Regions from separate parts of the Homo sapiens genome. Here region 2 is linked to region 1. A link is a loop called in an ENCODE intact Hi-C map of the cell type or tissue named here. Cell type or tissue: sigmoid colon. All regions are shown on one strand. Each heading gives the region's core, and the rest is flanking DNA. Links, peaks and the distances in the headings are about the cores only. Region 1 overlaps FARP1 (FERM, ARH/RhoGEF and pleckstrin domain protein 1). Region 2 has its middle 82 kb from the start of IPO5.

Region 1 (8,330 bases), core at 137-8,136:
TACAGATTGTGTGTGTGTGTGTGTGTGTGTTTTGTCATTATTTTTTAATAGAAAGAAAACTGTTATATTAAGTGTCACGCTAATTTTGGCCTAAAAGTCACAGCTTCATTTTAAATCCCAACAACTGGGAGAGGTGTGTACATGTGCTCACTAGAGACACCATTTTTATTAAGTTTCACTCAATTAAACAGAAACAGATGGAATTAAACTAACAAGGAAAAAAAACAGTACCAGTAAATTCTTTAATGTTGTCAGAGTAAATGTCTTTATGCCGCTCACAGAAGTTCATTCAATCGTACCTTTCTCTCCATATGCTCTTACGGGCTTGGCTAACAGAGAGCCAATATAAAACTCATCAGAGAGCTACCATTTTAAGTGGAAATGGTAGCAACGGATTATTTTTAAATGGCCACCTCTTTAAATTTATGCCTGAGGTTGTAATTTTTTGAATTTTTGTAATCAGACCTTGATGATGACCGTGAGCAGTAAGATATAAATAACTCCCACATGCTTAGCGTTCCAATAATGGAACACTACACATACATGGCTAGGGTTCAAAGAAACTTGCTCTGTTACAGGGATTACCTAGAAAGACTCTTCTGCAGTTCAATTTGTAAAATTTAGCAGCAATAGAATAGACTCATACCATCACACTAGAGGAAGGCCAGTCTTAGAACTAAGTCCATGACCATCAGAGGAGAAATGTTTACAGACCATAAAAGAGAAAGTCCAGAGAAAAAAAGTCTTTCTGGGGAATGTAACTTTAAAAGCTCTTAAAAATCTAGCTAATCAGAATAAGGTCCCAGGCAAAGAGAAGGGATCCAGATAGAAGCAAATAAAACCAACATAAACCTGATAGTTAAGGGAACCCAGATTTGTTAATTTAAGACTGGGTCTGCCTGTAACGCAATTACTCACTAACAGCTACAGTTTCACCAAAGTCATTCTGTGCTGAAATACGGAATAATGCTTTAAGTAGAAACAGTGGACTGAAAGCATGCGAATACTGATTACAGGTATGAAACAGAGAGCTGTGTGCACACTCATGGCAGTTTCAACAACATTTAAAATGACAGATTAATATTTACATTGTTTCTTCCTTTAGAAATTGCTTGACAACAAAACCAAATTTTTGTTTTTGGCACCAAATTCCAGGGCTAATAACCAAAGTTGAGTTTCTGATGCACATTCAGAGCAGACTGGATTTTGTATATTTGGTGGAAATTTTGAGAGGCTCGTGCTATGTTTTAGTTTTGCAGGCCTAGCTTTTTTCAGCATTGCTTGGCTTGAATCTTCAAATAAGTTCTTGAGAATAAAATCAGAATTACTTACATTTTAAGTGCAGGCCACATGGCACAATTGGGGGGAGATAAATCAGAAATTTCCAAATATGAATCACACATGCAGGGAAGAATCTGGCCCACAGACTTCCTCTAATTAAACGCCTATCTAATAAAATATTGTCAATGGCATACAGATGACTGTTCAAGGAGCTGAAGCCATTTATTTTGAGTTCTGGAGCTCATTAAATGTATTTCTTCATGCTAAAAGAATTTCTTGCGTTTTTATTTTGCCCTTAACAAGCGGCAGCAAAGGCAACCACAAAAGGGTCTAAAATTCACATATTTTGAAATAATATCCAACAAAAGATATTAGCACAAGGAGGCCCTCGAGTAGCCAACAGTGGCTTTAAGATTTGTGTTTACATAGGGCTTGTCTTCCATTCACGGTCTTAAGATAGCACGTCACAGAGCAGCCAGTGAGTGGCTGGTATCTGAAGGCCTGGGTCCCCTATTGAGTCAGGAGACCCCTACACTAGCTATTGTCCTAGAAAGATTGGTTGAGAGGTCTCAGGAAACCCTTTGGAAATCTGAATGCATTCAGAAGTCTGTAATATCTGCTACCTAGTATCACACCCAACCCTACCTCTGGCCTTCCTCCACTCTTAGTTCAACTTCATGCACACGCATGCCCTTGTTAAGCTAGAATGAGATCTGCAGGCTGGGTAAAGACCTGGGGGACTGGAGTCTCCCCAAAGTCAGAAGGTTTGGAGGGTGGCAGGGTAGATGCTGCTGGCTTTTCCTGACTGAGCTCTTCACAGTGACACTGAGGAGACCACATCACCTCAGCAAACGTGCTCCACCAGGCTCAAAGAATGTATAAACGGACCCTTTGGCCAATGTTATAGAATCTTTATTAGCATAGGACAAGCTCCTCTTGAGGCAAGTAGTGACTATTCGCAGCACATCAGGATGTATGATAAACAGCCTTTAAACAAACTGTAAGCACCATTAATTACACCAGGATTGCTGCTTTTGTGAATACTGGCCAAGAAGCAGAAATTAAGTTGCTTGCCTGGTACAAAGCCAGTGAGGGAAAAACTCTATGAGCAACTCTTAAAGTGAAAAATCTCATCAATACACAACTGAGTATACTGCCATTGATCAACTGCTCTTAAAATACTTAGATAAAAATCACTGCTGTAGGAAAAAGCAAAACAAAATAATGATTGAAGCGTGTTTTGCTCGGGGATGCTTACATTTGACGATTCCTGTCATACGCTGTGTAAGTTCATACCTAGTGCTCAATCGTATTTCATTACCAGACTGCTGTATAATTAGAGGGAAAAAGAAAATTCATTTGAACAAACCACTTTCACAGATAAACCACAGGATTCCACACTTGGCTCTGTTTAACTCACACTTCACTGAACACTCATAGCAAATTGACATTTTTCCTATGTCTGAACAGATTATGCAAAAATGTGTTATAACTGCAAAACCCTCACCATATAAAAAGAAGTAGTTCTTCCCACCTATTATGGCCTGTAATTGCCTAAGTCTACTTGATCACTAGTCTCCACATCCGATTTGAATTATTAATTCATATGACTCTCCAAAATTAAAATATTGAATCAAAAAGCTCCTATTGCACCAAGATATCACAGAGATTAAAAAAGTGAAGCCTAGAGACGAGGTTACAGTTTCAGCTTTGTCATGCAATAGCTGTATTAGTTATGCAAAGTCACTTAACTTTTTCAGAAGAAATGAAGGTTTGCCCAGAAGAACCTCTGAGGTCCCTTCCAGTTTAAAAATTCTGTGATTCTGGTTAAATATATAAATTCAAAGCAAGGCGTAAATAGACTACTTCAATGAACAACTCTCAAACGATCCAACAATCAGCTTGATTCAATCAGGCACTGAATCAAATGATTAGGAAAACAAAACAAAAAAAGTCTGTATAAAAATGGATTAAGTGTTCAGACTCTTTAAAACCGACTTCTGGACATTCATGTGGACAGATATCATTTGTCAATGAGACGAGCCGATCCTCCTCCATTTTCTATGCTGCTGCCAAATTCTACTCAGTGTCCTAAGCACGCCTGGTGCTTCCCTTGTGATCGGGTCGCGTGATGAGCCCAGTGAGGCCCTGGTATGGTGGCACATCAGGGAGCTATCCTTGTTAGGACTCTTTTCAATAATTTTGTAGTTACTTAGGATCTAAAAATTTTATTCTACAATTTATCTTTTTTTTTTTTTTTTTTTCAAAAAAAAAAGTACCTAAGGCTGAAAAGTACAAATCACAGGCATCAAGAAAAAGCAGTTTGTTTGTGATGTTTTTCTTACTCTGCAAGCAAGCCAAAAATTTAGCTAACACTTTTACTGTATTCCACTAGATTCGAGACAGCCTGGGTAAGAAGTGACCCTGGCTGCCCAGTACAAACAGCTGGGAAGCCCAAGGAGCACTCAAGACCAATGAGATCAAAATCCCTAGGGTCAGGGTCCCGGCATCACTAATTTTTAAAATATCTCAGAAAATTGCAACGTGCAGCTAAGGCAGAGAAACTTCAAGTGAAAACCAGGCTCTTTAATCTAAAATGCAGGAATGCTGGGTGAAAGGCAGTGACACTGGTGGGCAAGATTTAAAAAGAAGTCAATCTCTCTCTCCTTACATTTTCTTTTTTCTGGCTCAGAGAAACATCCAAGTATCACTATTCCCAACAGAGGACACTGTTCACCAGAGTGTGAATGGTAAGACTGTGTCTGTACACCAACCAAGAGCAACCATGCTGGAAAACAGTCCTTCTCTGCGCTGTACACAATTCAAAGGCAGGCATTTAGTTTGTTGACCTACTGGTGACAACAGTGCCTATTTCAAGGTGTTGCTCTTCCCTGCATCCACACTCAATAGGATTTCAGTTTCACCAAGAGATTCTGAGAGGCAGAATTGTACTTCTTAAAACATAACAATATGATCCACCAATGCAAACCTAAACCAAACCAGCAATCCCTAGTAGATCACAATTCATGAAGATTTGACAACTTTTCTAGTATTTCACAGGAAGCCTGGGAAGCAGAAATAACCCCAAATTCTTCCCATTAAAATATTCATTATTCTTGACGAAAGATTTCACCAACATAATCTCAACTAGCTATCAATTTACATTTGGCCTTGAATAGTGCCAATTCCTCACTTCATGAGGCATGGACAAAGCAGCCCTCCTTTTAAAGAAGGGGAGAATGGGAAACCCTTTTCTGTAATCTCAAGGATGCTTCAGTTCAAACTCTCAACCAACAGGAGGGTGAGCTGCATAATTGAACATACACAGAAAATTGCCATATAAATATAACACACTATACACATGATCGGATTCATAATAAAGTGTTTCTTCCTAGCCTTCAACCAGCAAAATAAACAAGCTCCTGAGAACTTGTCATTAGGACTTGCTGTTTATCTTGCCCACCTTTTCTGGAAAGCAAGCCACTTATGTGAAGTTTTGTTTTTCTTAACGATTTTAGAAGTCAGGCAGACTCTTTCAAACATGTGCCTGTCCAAAATCTCCTCTAACAAATGTAGACTACAAATGAATGAGTCACTAGAACAGATGATCTTTAGGGAAACCCTGGTCTCGTGACCCCAGGTTGCTCGGGCTGAAGACTTGGCTCCTGGCCTCCTCACTCATCCTCCTCCTGTTCCTCACTCATCCTCCTCCTGTTCCTCACTCAAACGCAGGCCACCCAAGGACCCCCGGCTTCTCAGCAGGGACGGGGAACGCAGCACTGCGGGGTTACCAAATATGAGGGGCTGACTCCCGGGGATCAGCATCTCAGAGTCTGACTCACTGGACTCAGTCCCACTGCTGGTGGAGCCCTCGGTCACTTGCAGGGGTGCCAGCTGCCCCGCCATGCCTCTGGCACACACCGACTGCACAGCAGGGACCTTAGAGGCTGCACCCATGGGGGGTGTGCCATTAGCCAGGCTTCTACCCTCGGGAGCAGCTGCGCTGGCTTGCCCCCACTTCCCACGGCCACCAAGCCCATCCATGGCCTCCGGGGTAAATGCTACCTGGCTAAGGATGAGTGGATCTGTCTCTGACTTATTACATCTACCAGGAAGATTCCGCATGTATGGCCTTGGCGAGGTGGGGGACCAGCGTTCATAAGGAGGACCCTGGTCCGGGAGAGTGTCTTCTCCCATACTCCCCTCTCTATGGTCATGTCCATTTTCCGAAACATAGCCTTGAGACCCAGTTCTGTCCCAACTCATATTTGGACTTGAACTGCTGCTGCTGGGAGACAATGGGGTGGCCAGGGGGCTGTGACCAGCCGAGCCCTTGAACATTTCATCTATGAGAGAGCTATGCCTTGGGAGTCGAGGGCTCCCGCTCATATCAAAGGTGATGTCTGCTGAATCGTCATCAAGGAATTCTCCGGAAGGAGGCCGGGAGGACTTCGCAGAGTGCGGGGAAGCCCTACGCCCAGCCTCTCTTCGCCCCTCCTCCCTGGACAGCAGATAGACACCGCTGGTCAGATCACCCTCATAATTGTCATTTGTTTGGGACCGGGACCGGGATCGGGACCGGGATCGGGACGCTTGTTCTCTAAGAAGGTCGTATTCGCTATCTACGTCACTGCAGTCAATGAAAGGAATGGAAGTACTGCTGCCTCTGGCAGCCCGGGATGCTGGACCTGTGCTTGGCTGCGGGGGCTGAGGTTTACTCTGCTGGGTCCTATCCTTAACGACCTCCTCCTCTTCCTCCGTGGGCGCCGAGGCGGCTCCGTCCGCCTGCTTGTTACCCGCGGGGCTTCTCCTCGGCGCAGGGCTCGGGTGCGACCCCGGCTCCCCGGCGGAAACCTTCGGTTCCTTTCCTCGCCGGCAGCTCTGGCCCCCTGGAGATTCGGCACCTTCTCCAAATGTAAGGCTGGTGCTCTGCTGAGACTGGGTGGGGTGGGGAAAAAGGTGCGGAGAGATAGAGAAGAGGGAGACTGTTATTCCAAGGCTGAAAACAGAAAAGGAGAGCCAGGCAAGAACACCCGAGGCCTCTGCGGCGGGAGAACTGCCCCGGAGCTCTCTGGCCTAGCAGCAATCACGGAGGCACATCTGGGCATGATCCAGAAGGTTCCTTCAGGGCGTGGCGGCTGACAGCACTGTTCCCGGCAGCACAAGCCCGGCCCGGTCTCTGCTTTCCAGGACCCGCCGACTCATGCTGGGGTTTGCTTTGCTTTTCTTTTTTGGAGGGGGAGACAGGATCTTACTCTGTCACCTAGGCTGGAGTGCAGTGCTGCAACCACAGCTCACAGCGGCCTCGACCTCTTGGGCTCAAGCAATCCTCCCAAGTAGCTGGGACCACAGTCCTGCGCCACCATGTCCGGCTAATTAAAAAAATTTTTTTTGTAGAGATGGGGTCTCCCTGTGTTGTCCAGGCTGCGCTTGAACTCCTGGGGTCAAGCAATCCTCCCACCTCAGCCTCCCAAGTGGCTAGGACCACAGGCATGTGCCACCACACCCGGCTAATTTTTAAATTTTTTTATAGAGACTGGGGTCTACGTTGCCCAGGCTGGCTTTGAACTCCTGGGGCCAAGTGATCCTCCCGCCTTGGCCTCCCAAAGTGCTGGGATTACAGGCGCCAGCCACCACGTCCTGCTCATGTTGGGCTTGTAAAGCTTCTACGGAACAAGACGGCCCTTCCAGCCCACAGGGGGTCTCCAGGGAAGGATGGGCAGGCACATCAGGGACCCCTGAAGGCAAGTTGACACAGTCATCAGAAAAACGACAAAGGACATGTTTGCTTATACTTCTCAGGGCAGCCTGGACGGGGAAAGGGGTTTTTTTGGATTCACACGATGAAACCTCCTTTATATTCTTCCCCAAGTTTCTTTTTCTCTTTTAGAGAAAGCCCTGAGAACTTACCCAGAGACCAACTCCAGGGAAAACGAGCTTTTGCCACCCTCAGAGCAAGAGTGATAATGTCTCTTACTGCCAATTGTGGTCACTGCCCTGTAATACAAGCTCTGGGAACTCGCCGACCAGTTCTGTGCCAGCAAAGGCTTCTGGCCTTGGCACCAGGCAGGAGTTACACCCATTGGTTACAAAGCGGGTCCCCATCTCTTCCCAAGTGGACCCATTTAGCTGGAGAGTCAGTCTCAGCTCTGCCCACTGCCGCGATGGTTCCGCCGCTGAGCTGAGTTCTCAGTGGCTTAGAGCACCGCATGGGAGATGAGAAGGCAGCTGAAAACACAACACACTCCACGGCCTCTGAGCCCAGGCTGCCGGCACATGGCACAAAGCCTATATCTGGTCAAAGCCAAGGCCCATAATCAGATTCTCATCTGCTAAAAACCCCAAAGGAAAGGACAGAGAACAAGAAAGCCCGCTCTGAAGCCCAGGGCTCCGTGGAGGAAGTGTGGGGAAAAGCAGAGTTATCATAGGACAGCGCCATCACTGACCTGCTCCAGCACTTCCGAATTCAGTTCTGTAGGCTGTGAAGCAAGGCTCCGGATAGAATGAATCTTGCTGTGCTTCCTGGGAAAAATCACACAAGATCATTAAAGTTAGGTGAGGTTTTTGTTTCTTTTTCCTTGGTTTTAAATGAAACAAAAGTCCTTTTGTTGGACGTATTAGTGCCTTCCTCAATAATGATGGTACCCAGAGCCGCCTTTACAAATGCTACTTGGAAACATACGCAGTCATCCTTTGATAGCACTTGCATGGTTCAAGGGTTACTTAAATCTCGGAGAAATTCTCAGAAGCCCTTGTTGTAGTTCTCACGGTGCAGCTCGTGAAGAAACATTTAGCAACTGAGCAGGACCTTTCTAGTTAAGGGGAAAGTCACAGAGGAGGGAGGATGTGGCTGCGCCCTCCCATGCTCTGAATAGCAAGCTATGGTCTGACAATATGAAATCAATTCATGTACTTTAGGTAATTATTTTCTGGATCAGTTCTATAACAGAGGCAATTACCACTCATCCGCTCACTCTATCAAAGCGGTAAGTTCAGAGGAAAAGGCCTGCCCTCAACAGTAGAAGGAACTGACTTTAACAGCATCTTGA
Region 2 (8,330 bases), core at 141-8,140, 360 kb after region 1:
CTGGTCTCGAACTCCTGAGCTCAAGTGATCTGCCGACCTCAGCCTCCCAAAATACTGGGATTACAGGCATGAGCCACCGCGCCCAGCCAACTTCTCAGGTATTCTTGTTTGGCAATGGCTGCTTGAAGAATCCACCTTCCTGCTCCCTTGGAGACCACTGTAGCTGGCCCTGAGCCAGGGCAATGTGGGCAGACAAGGCTTGAACTGCCCATTAGGGCTCCAGGGATGTGGCTGCAGGAGCAGTGGAGCAGCTGCTTTTTGTGCGTCGATAGCCCTGAGTGAGCAGCATTCACATCACGAGATATTAAAGACCCATAAAAAATTTTAAAATTGTATTCTTTCTTACCAAAAGCATAACTCTGTAACTTCAAAATTCATTCTTCAAAGATGGATATATTATTGGAAGCATGGTTTATAACATAAAAATCTAGTCTCAAGCAAGACAGGGCTAGGGAGCTGGCAGACCTGAAATTTACAGGGAAAAATAATTGCATGAGGCTCTGGGGTTTCAGAGGTAACCACTTTAAACAAATTCCTTTGAATTTTGTTTAGGTAGAATAAGGCACTCAAAAATAGCACTGTCCAATAGAAATATAATGTTAGGGCCTGGTGTGGTGGCTCATGCCTGTAATCCCAACAGTTTGGGAGGCCGAGGTGGGTGGATCACTTGAAGTCAGGATATCGAGACCAGCCTGGCCAACATGGGTGGAACCCTGTCTCTACTAAAAATAAAAAAATTAGCTGGGTGTGGTGGCTCATGCTTGTAATCCCAGCTACTTGGGAGGCTGAGGCAGAAGGATCACTTGAACCTGGGAGGTGGAGGTTGCAGTGAGCTGAGATTGCACCACTGTACTCCAGCCTGGGCAACAGAGTGAGATTCCATCTCAAAAAAAAAAAAAAAAGAAATATAATGTTAGCCATGTGTGTAATTAAAAATGTTCTGGTAGCCGGGCACGGTGGCTCACGCCTGTAATCCCAGCATTTTGGGAGGCCGAGGAAGGCAGATAATGAGGTCAGGAGATTGAGACCATTGTGGCCAACATGGTGAAACCCTGTCTCTACTAAAATACAAAAAACACAAAAACAAAAACAAAAAATAGCTGTGCATCAAAATTAGCCAGGCGTGGTGGTGCGCGCCTGTAATCCCAGCTACTCGGGAGGCTGAGGAAGGAGAATGGCTTGAACCTGGGAGGCGGAGGTTGTGGTGAGCCAAGATCGCGCCATTGCACTCCAGCCTGGGCAACAAGAGAGAAACTCTGTCTTAAAAGAAAAATGTTCTGGTAGCCACACTTTAAAAAGTAAGAAGAAAGGGGTAAAATTAATTTTAACAATATATTTTGTTGAATATATCCAAAATAGTATCATTTCAACATGGAATCCATATATTCCATTATTACTGAGATTCCTTTTTTTCCCACGCTCTGTCTCCTGCAGTCAGGTATATATTTCACACCTGCAGCACATCCCATCCAAAGTGCTAGCCACGTCTCAAGCTCAAGCTCAAGGCCACATGTGCTGGTGGCTGCTGGGTTGGACAGCTCAGCTCTAGAACCTCACCTTCATGTCAGAAACCTTTCAAGGGGCTCCCCTCTTTGAAGAGAGAGAAGCTATCCATCATCCCTCAATTTGTTAGCTTTCCCCTCTGCGTGGAGGTCATTTTTCACTCACTCTGTAAGTATTAAAATGCCAAGCTTGCCTCAGCTTCTCAGCTACTGAATCTATCTCAAATTAATCATGAGAGGGAGAAAAACCATTGTGTCTTTTGAATCTCCCTGCCCATGACTTCTCTTTGTCCAGCTGGAAACAGAAACGCCTGCCCTGACGTTACTGTTCTGTCCAGCTCCGACACCAGTTCAGCTCTTGGAGCGCACCACGTGGTCCCACTGCCAGGCCTCTGCCTGTGCACTTCCTTCCACCTGGAGCACCCTCCCCACCTGCCTTAGTCTGTTCTGGCTGCTGTATCAAAACTGCTATAGGCTGGGTGTGGTGCCTCACACCTGCAATCCCAGCACTTTGGGACGCCAAGGCGGGCAGATCACTTGAGGTCAGAAGTTCGAGACCAGCCTGGGCAACACGGTGAAACCTCGTCTCTACTAAAATACAAAAATTAGCCGAGCCGGGCATGGTGGTGGGTGCCTGTAATCCCAGCTACTTGGGAGGCTGAGGTGGGAGAATCGCTTGAACATGCAAGGCAGAAGTTGCAGTGAGCTGACATGCGCCACTGCACTCCAGCCTGGGCGACAGACAGAGCAAAGCTCAAAAACAAAAAACAAACAAACAAAACACACACACACACACACACACACACACACACACACACACACAAAACCCCAAAAACTACCACAGATTGGGTGACTTATCAACAACAGAAATTTAGTTCTCATAGTTCTGGACGCTGAGAGGTCCAAAGGTCCAAAACCAAGGCACCAGTGGACTCAGTGTTTGGAGAGGGGCTGCTTCCTGCTTCATAGAGCTGTCTTCTTGCTGGCAGGTGGGTGAAGGAGCTCCCTTACAAGCTCTCTTTTATAAGGGCACGAATCGCATCTATGAGGGCTCTGTCCTTGTGACCTAATCACCTCCCGAAGGCCCCACCTCCAATACCATCACGTTTGAGATTAGGTTTCAACATGAATTTTGGGGAGAAATAAACAGCCTATAGCACAACCTCAGGCCTAGATGTAGGCCTTTTTTTTTGAGACAGAGCCTCACTCTGTCGCCCAGGCTAGAGTGCAGTGGCACAATCTCGGCTCACTGCAACCTCCACCTCCTGGGTTCAAGTGATTCTCCTGCCTCAGCCTCCTAAGTCGCTGGGATTACAGGCATGTGCCACCATGCCCAGCTAATTTTTGTACTTTTAGTAGAGATGGGGTCTTGCTATGTTGCCCAGGCTGGTCTTGAACTCCTGGCCTCAAACGATCCACCCCCCTCGGCCTCCTAAAGTGCTGGGATGACAGGTGTGAGCCACTGTGCCCGGCCACAGCTAGGTTTTCAGATGGAACTTGAGTTCTACCAATCTGATGCCTTCACACTGGGTCTGAACTGAGAGTGGAAGCGAGTGGGGTGAGAGGCAGCAGCAGGTCAGGTCCATACTTTGTGGGGGCAGAACCTGAATGCAGAACAAGTCTGGAGAGAGCAGCCTGGCCTCAGCTCCCTGTTGTCTGCACACAGCCGAAGCAGTGTCACTCCGGAGTCCACGGTTGGGTGGTAACTCCCTGTTTTTCTCACCTTCTACTATGGCACAGGTAGCAACCCCTGCAGTGGGGTTGTTCTGTGGTGGTGTTCTAGAAGTGGCTGAGCAGGGACCAGACTGCAGCCTTGGATACAACTACACTTACAATTTGGAAATCACGGAGGGAAGCACATCCTAGTGCTCACCTACATCAGTCCACCAGCTACTGTGAGCAGAACCAATCCCGGGGCCCTTTGAGACGGAATCTCGGCCAGGTGCGGTGGCTCATACCTACAATCCCAGCACTTTGGGAGGCCGAGGCAGGCAGATCACAAGGTCAAGAGATCGAGACCATCCTGGCCAACATGGTGAAACCCCATCTCTACTAAAAATACAAAAAATTAGCGGGGTGTGGTGGTGTGCACCTGTAGTCCCAGCTACTCAGGAGGCTGAGGCAGGAGAATCACTTGAATTTGGGAGGCGGAGGTTGCAGTGAGCTGAGATCGCGCCACTGCACACCAGCCTGGTTACAGAGCGAGACTCCATCTCAAAAGAAACACAGTCTCCCTGATATCTGGGCTGGCTCCATGTGGCAAAGGCTGGTTGAGCTTCCAGTGGGAAAGTGCTCTTGCGTGGGCTTGGGCCAGTCAGAGACGAGACCCACATGACTAGGTCCCAAACCTTCTCATCAAAAGCCTGCTTCGCCAGTCCCCAGTTCCGAATCTAGGACCTGCCTTTTTCAGGGTGATGGAAATGAAAATGCTCACTCCACACAGGGGAAATTTCCGTGCTTACCTTTGAAGTCTTGAAGTCATGGGGCTGCCCTTTTGCTCTAAAGAAAACCACCACACGGCCACATATTTTGGCACACACAAGTTTTTTTTTCTTTCCCCCAGAGACAGAGTCTTGCTCTGTTGCCCAGGCTAAAGTGCAATAGCACAATCATAGCTCACTGCAGCCTTGAACTCCTGGGTTCAAGCAACCTTCTCGCCTCAGCCTCTCAAGTAGTTGAGGTAACAGGTGCGCACCCCCATGTCTGCCTTTGGTTATACAGAGAAATCAATAAATTGAGCATTCTTTTTGCCCACTTTGAGTGGGAGAGCTAAATGCATTAAAATGGATAGTAATGGCAAAAGACATAATTGAGCAAGTCCAGAGTTATGTCAAAATGACGGGTTTCATCATGCATAAAGGCTATCATTCTCTCCATGGGCATGTGCCACATTTATAACAATATAAAAAGTATTCACCATATGGAACATGCATTCTTCTTCAGAAATGTGTTAAGTACATAGAGCTAGCTTAACCTGTATTTTAGGGTAACAGTTCTTTTTTTCATATTTTCTAATATTTATCCTCAATGTTTCCCTTAATCCTACTATGTTATTATTTGTGGTCCTAAAACTCTCAAGGTTTCTCCAAATTCTTACTCATTTGCTTACCATATTGTAGCAGGCCATAATTCTAGTGGGAATATGTGGAATCTGGAATCTCAATATTGCCTTAAGTTTGGGTGCCGTGGCTCATGCCGATAATTCTAGCACTTTGGGGGCTGAGGTGGGAGCATTGCTTGAGGCCAGGAGTTTGAGACCAATCTGGGCAACACGGCGAGATTCCATCTCTACAAAAAATGAAAAAATTATCTGGGTGTGTCGCTACATGCCTGTAATCCTAGCTGCTGGGAGGCTGAGGTGGAAGGATGGCTTGAACCCAGGAGTTTGAGGCTACAGTGAGCTATGATTGCACCACTCCAGACTTGGGTGACAGAGTGAGATCCTATCTCTTAAAAAAAAAAAGTATGGGTGTGGTGGCTCACGGCCACAATCCCAGCACTTTGGGAGGCCAAAGTAGGTAGATCACTTGAGTCCAGGAGTTCGAGACCAGCCCAGGTAACATAGTGAGAAACGCTGTCTCTACAGAAAGCATAAAAAATGAGCAGGGCGTGGTGGTGCACCTGTAGTCTGAGCTATCTGGGAGGCTGAGGTGGGAAGATTACCTGGGCCTGGGAGGTCGAGGCTGCAGTGAGCTGTGTTCACGCTACTGCACTCCAGCCTGGGTGATAGAGTGAGACCCTGTCTCAAAAGAAAAAAGAAAAAGGCACTTAAAAAATAACACTAGATAATCAAATAGCTATTAATTATTTGTCACGTTAATGACTGCATTTATTTGGCACTGAATGTATAGAAAGGTTTCTAAAGTATCTCCCAATTAAAAATACTTTCAGGCCAGGTGTGGTGGCTCATGCCTATAATTCCAGCACTTTGGGAGGCTGAGGCGGGTGTATTGCTTGAGCCCAGGAGTTCAAGATTAGCCTGAGCAACATACTGAGACCCCTGTCTCTACAAAAAACAAAAAAAAATTAGCCGGGGGATGTGGCCATGCCTGTAGTCTCAGCTACTCGGGAAGCTGAGGTGGGGGAACCGTTTGAGCCCGGGCTTATAGACATTGCAGTGAGCGGAGGTCGTGCCACCACACTCCAGCCTGGGTGACAGTGAGACCCTGTTTCAAAAAACAACAACAAAAATTTCAAAATAACTTTAATTAAATAATAGCTCAGACCTCAAGCCTTACCAATTTTATGTTGTTAGTGAGATTATTTTCCCCAACAAGGGAGGGGGATCAGAAGAGACAGTACAAACGCACTAATGATTAACCCAGGACGGGCTTCGTGGGAGACACACTAATAATTAACCCAGGATGGCTCTGTTAGAGAATCATTTGTACCTTTCTTGCCCCTAGGGTTCTATTGTTCATGATGAGCTTCATTCTCACCTGTCTGCCCTCTGAATTCAGTTGAGCATGGAAGGATGAAGGCAGGGCCCTGACCAGCAGCTGAAACGGCAGCCGCGCCGTACACCTGGAGAGAAGTCCTCAGCTTTGACGCATTTCTCATCTAATTGGTATATTCTTTAGAAATGCTTCCACATAAGCATTTTTCCCTCAGATGGTGAAGCTCCAGAAGCCGTCGTTCTCTAACTTTTTAAAGCAGTGAGTGATGCTCCTCTGCTGCCCCCTCAAGGTTCTCAGTTTTCTCCAGAGAGAGGCTTATTTATTTATTTATTTATTTATTTGTTTAGTTTTGAGACGGAGTCTTGCTCTGCTGCCCAGGCTGGAATGCAGTGGCGCCATCTCAGCTCACTGCAACCTCCAATTCCCAGGGTTCAACCAATTCACCAGCTTCAGCCTCCTGAGTAGCTGGGATTACAGGTGCCTGGCACCACATCCAGCTAATTTTTGTATTTTCAGTGGAGACGGGGTTTCACCATGTTGGCCAGGCTGGTCTCAAACTCCTGGGCTCAAGTGATCTGCCTGCCTCAGCCTCCCAAAGTGCTGGGATTACAGGCGTGAACCACTGCGCCTGGCCAGAGAGACACATTTTTATTTTTATTTATTTTTTTTGAGACGGAGTCTCGCTCTATCGCCCAGGCTGGAGTGCAGTGGCGCCATCTCGGCTCACTGCAAACTCTGTCTCCCGGGTTCACGCCATTTTCCTGCCTCAGCCTCCTGAGTAGCTGGGACTACAGGCGCCCGCCACCACGCCTGGCTAATTTTTTTTTTATTTTTAGTAGAGACGGGGTTTCACCATGTTAGCCAGGATGGTCTTGATCTCCTGACCTTGTGATCCGCCCGTCTCAGCCTCCCGAAGTGTTGGGAATACAGGCGTGAGCCACCGCGCCCGGCTGAGACACATTTTTAAATAACCAAAAAGGCCATTCAAAATACAATATGAAAACCACACATAAGCTGCTCAGAATACAAACTATTGATAGTCTGAATTATGAAAAAAACCCAGTAATAAGACTTTCCATATACTGATTTTGTGGGGTGGCAATTGTCTTTCCTGTAGCATAATTCAGGGATGATGAATCCTTAAAATATATAATAAAAAACACATTTTGCATTTTCAGATAAAAGAGCAAAACTTTTAAAATATAATGTTCTTAGGTTTTAAGATAATCACAGTATAAATCAGTCACCACAAATTCCATTTATTATTTTACTGTGTACACTATCAACCTTTCTGTTACATTTTTGTTCTGAGATAAAATAACTTAGTAGACACCGTAGATGCTAATTTTTAGAAATTGCGAAACTCTCCTTTTCTTAAGGGAATGGAGATGTAAGGTACAAGGGCCAGGCAGGCCTTCTGCTGGCTCAGCACAGCACAGGGCGTCTGCCCGTGGTTCCCAGGCCTTCTGCATTCCTGTCCACACTCAATTCTCTCAGCAACCATACCAAGGAGGCGTTTCTCCATTTCCCAATGAGTGAACTGAGGCAGAAAATGATGTTAAGTCCACTTTCCAAATCCAGAGATTTGGAAATAGAGAATATACATGCAATTCAAATTCAGGCTGGGGCCAGGCGCGGTGGCTCACGCCTGTAATCCTAGCACTCTGAGAGGCCGAGGTGGGCAGATTGCCTGAGCTCAGAAGTTCGAGACCAGCCTGGGCAACATGGTGAAACCCCGTCTCTACTAAAGTATAAAAAATAAGCTGGGCGTGGCGGCATGTGCCTGTAGTTCCAGCTAGTTGGAAGGCTGAGGCAGGAGAATCACTTGAATCTGGGAGGCGGAGGTTGCAGTGAGCCGAGATTGTGCCACTGCACTCCAGCCTGGGTGACAAAGCAAGACTCCATCTCAAAAAAAAAAAAAAAAAAAAAGAACAACAACAAAAGAAATGACTTTTGAGCCAGGCTGGGGTGAAAGAGAATAGTGGGGCCAATTTACCAAACATTAATTTGCCAAAAGCTATGTTACTAAAAGATCGATTTGCCCACTATCCATGATCTGAATTCACCAAATGAACTGATTAACTAAAACTTGTTATAATGAATTCATTTCTTGAAAATATTAAATGAACATTTCCTCCTTGAATACATTGTTTTCTTCTTACGAGTATGTTAAGGAATGTTTAACTTGTCAAAACTGAGGATCACAGAGTAAAAAATGTATTTTTCTTATTAATTTACTCATAAAAATATACACATCGAATACACTAAATAAATTGTTGTGTACATTTAGTATCTGTCAAGATTTAATCAGAAAAACAGAGACCATACTAGGTATTTCAAACAGGGATTTAATAGAGCAAACTGGTCATACAGATGTTAGAAGGATGAGAGAGAGAGAGAAAAATAAAAGAGAGGCAACATATTCAGCCTT

What was found. Peaks named below come from ENCODE experiments on the same cell type or tissue, not always from the same donor. Only the 100,000 strongest peaks of a DNase experiment are listed, where the experiment ranks them.
Region 2: it touches region 1 in a loop (2.7-fold over the local background); 14 of 110 quality-filtered maps call a loop at or near these places.

What each region holds. Positions count from the first base shown.
Region 1 is chr13:98,393,116-98,401,445 of GRCh38, reverse strand. It overlaps FARP1 (FERM, ARH/RhoGEF and pleckstrin domain protein 1), which reads right to left. Exons shown (of 27, transcript NM_005766.4): 12 at 7,728-7,803; 13 at 5,970-6,219. Among named protein-coding and RNA genes, the nearest start is that of FARP1-AS1, 39 kb to the left of the region's middle. In sigmoid colon, for the core only: a CTCF peak has its summit at 3,968; no DNase peak of the experiment used is centred there; H3K27ac peaks cover 858 bases.
Region 2 is chr13:98,031,328-98,039,657 of GRCh38, reverse strand. No RefSeq gene overlaps it. Among named protein-coding and RNA genes, the nearest start is that of IPO5, 82 kb to the right of the region's middle. In sigmoid colon, for the core only: no CTCF peak of the experiment used is centred there; no DNase peak of the experiment used is centred there.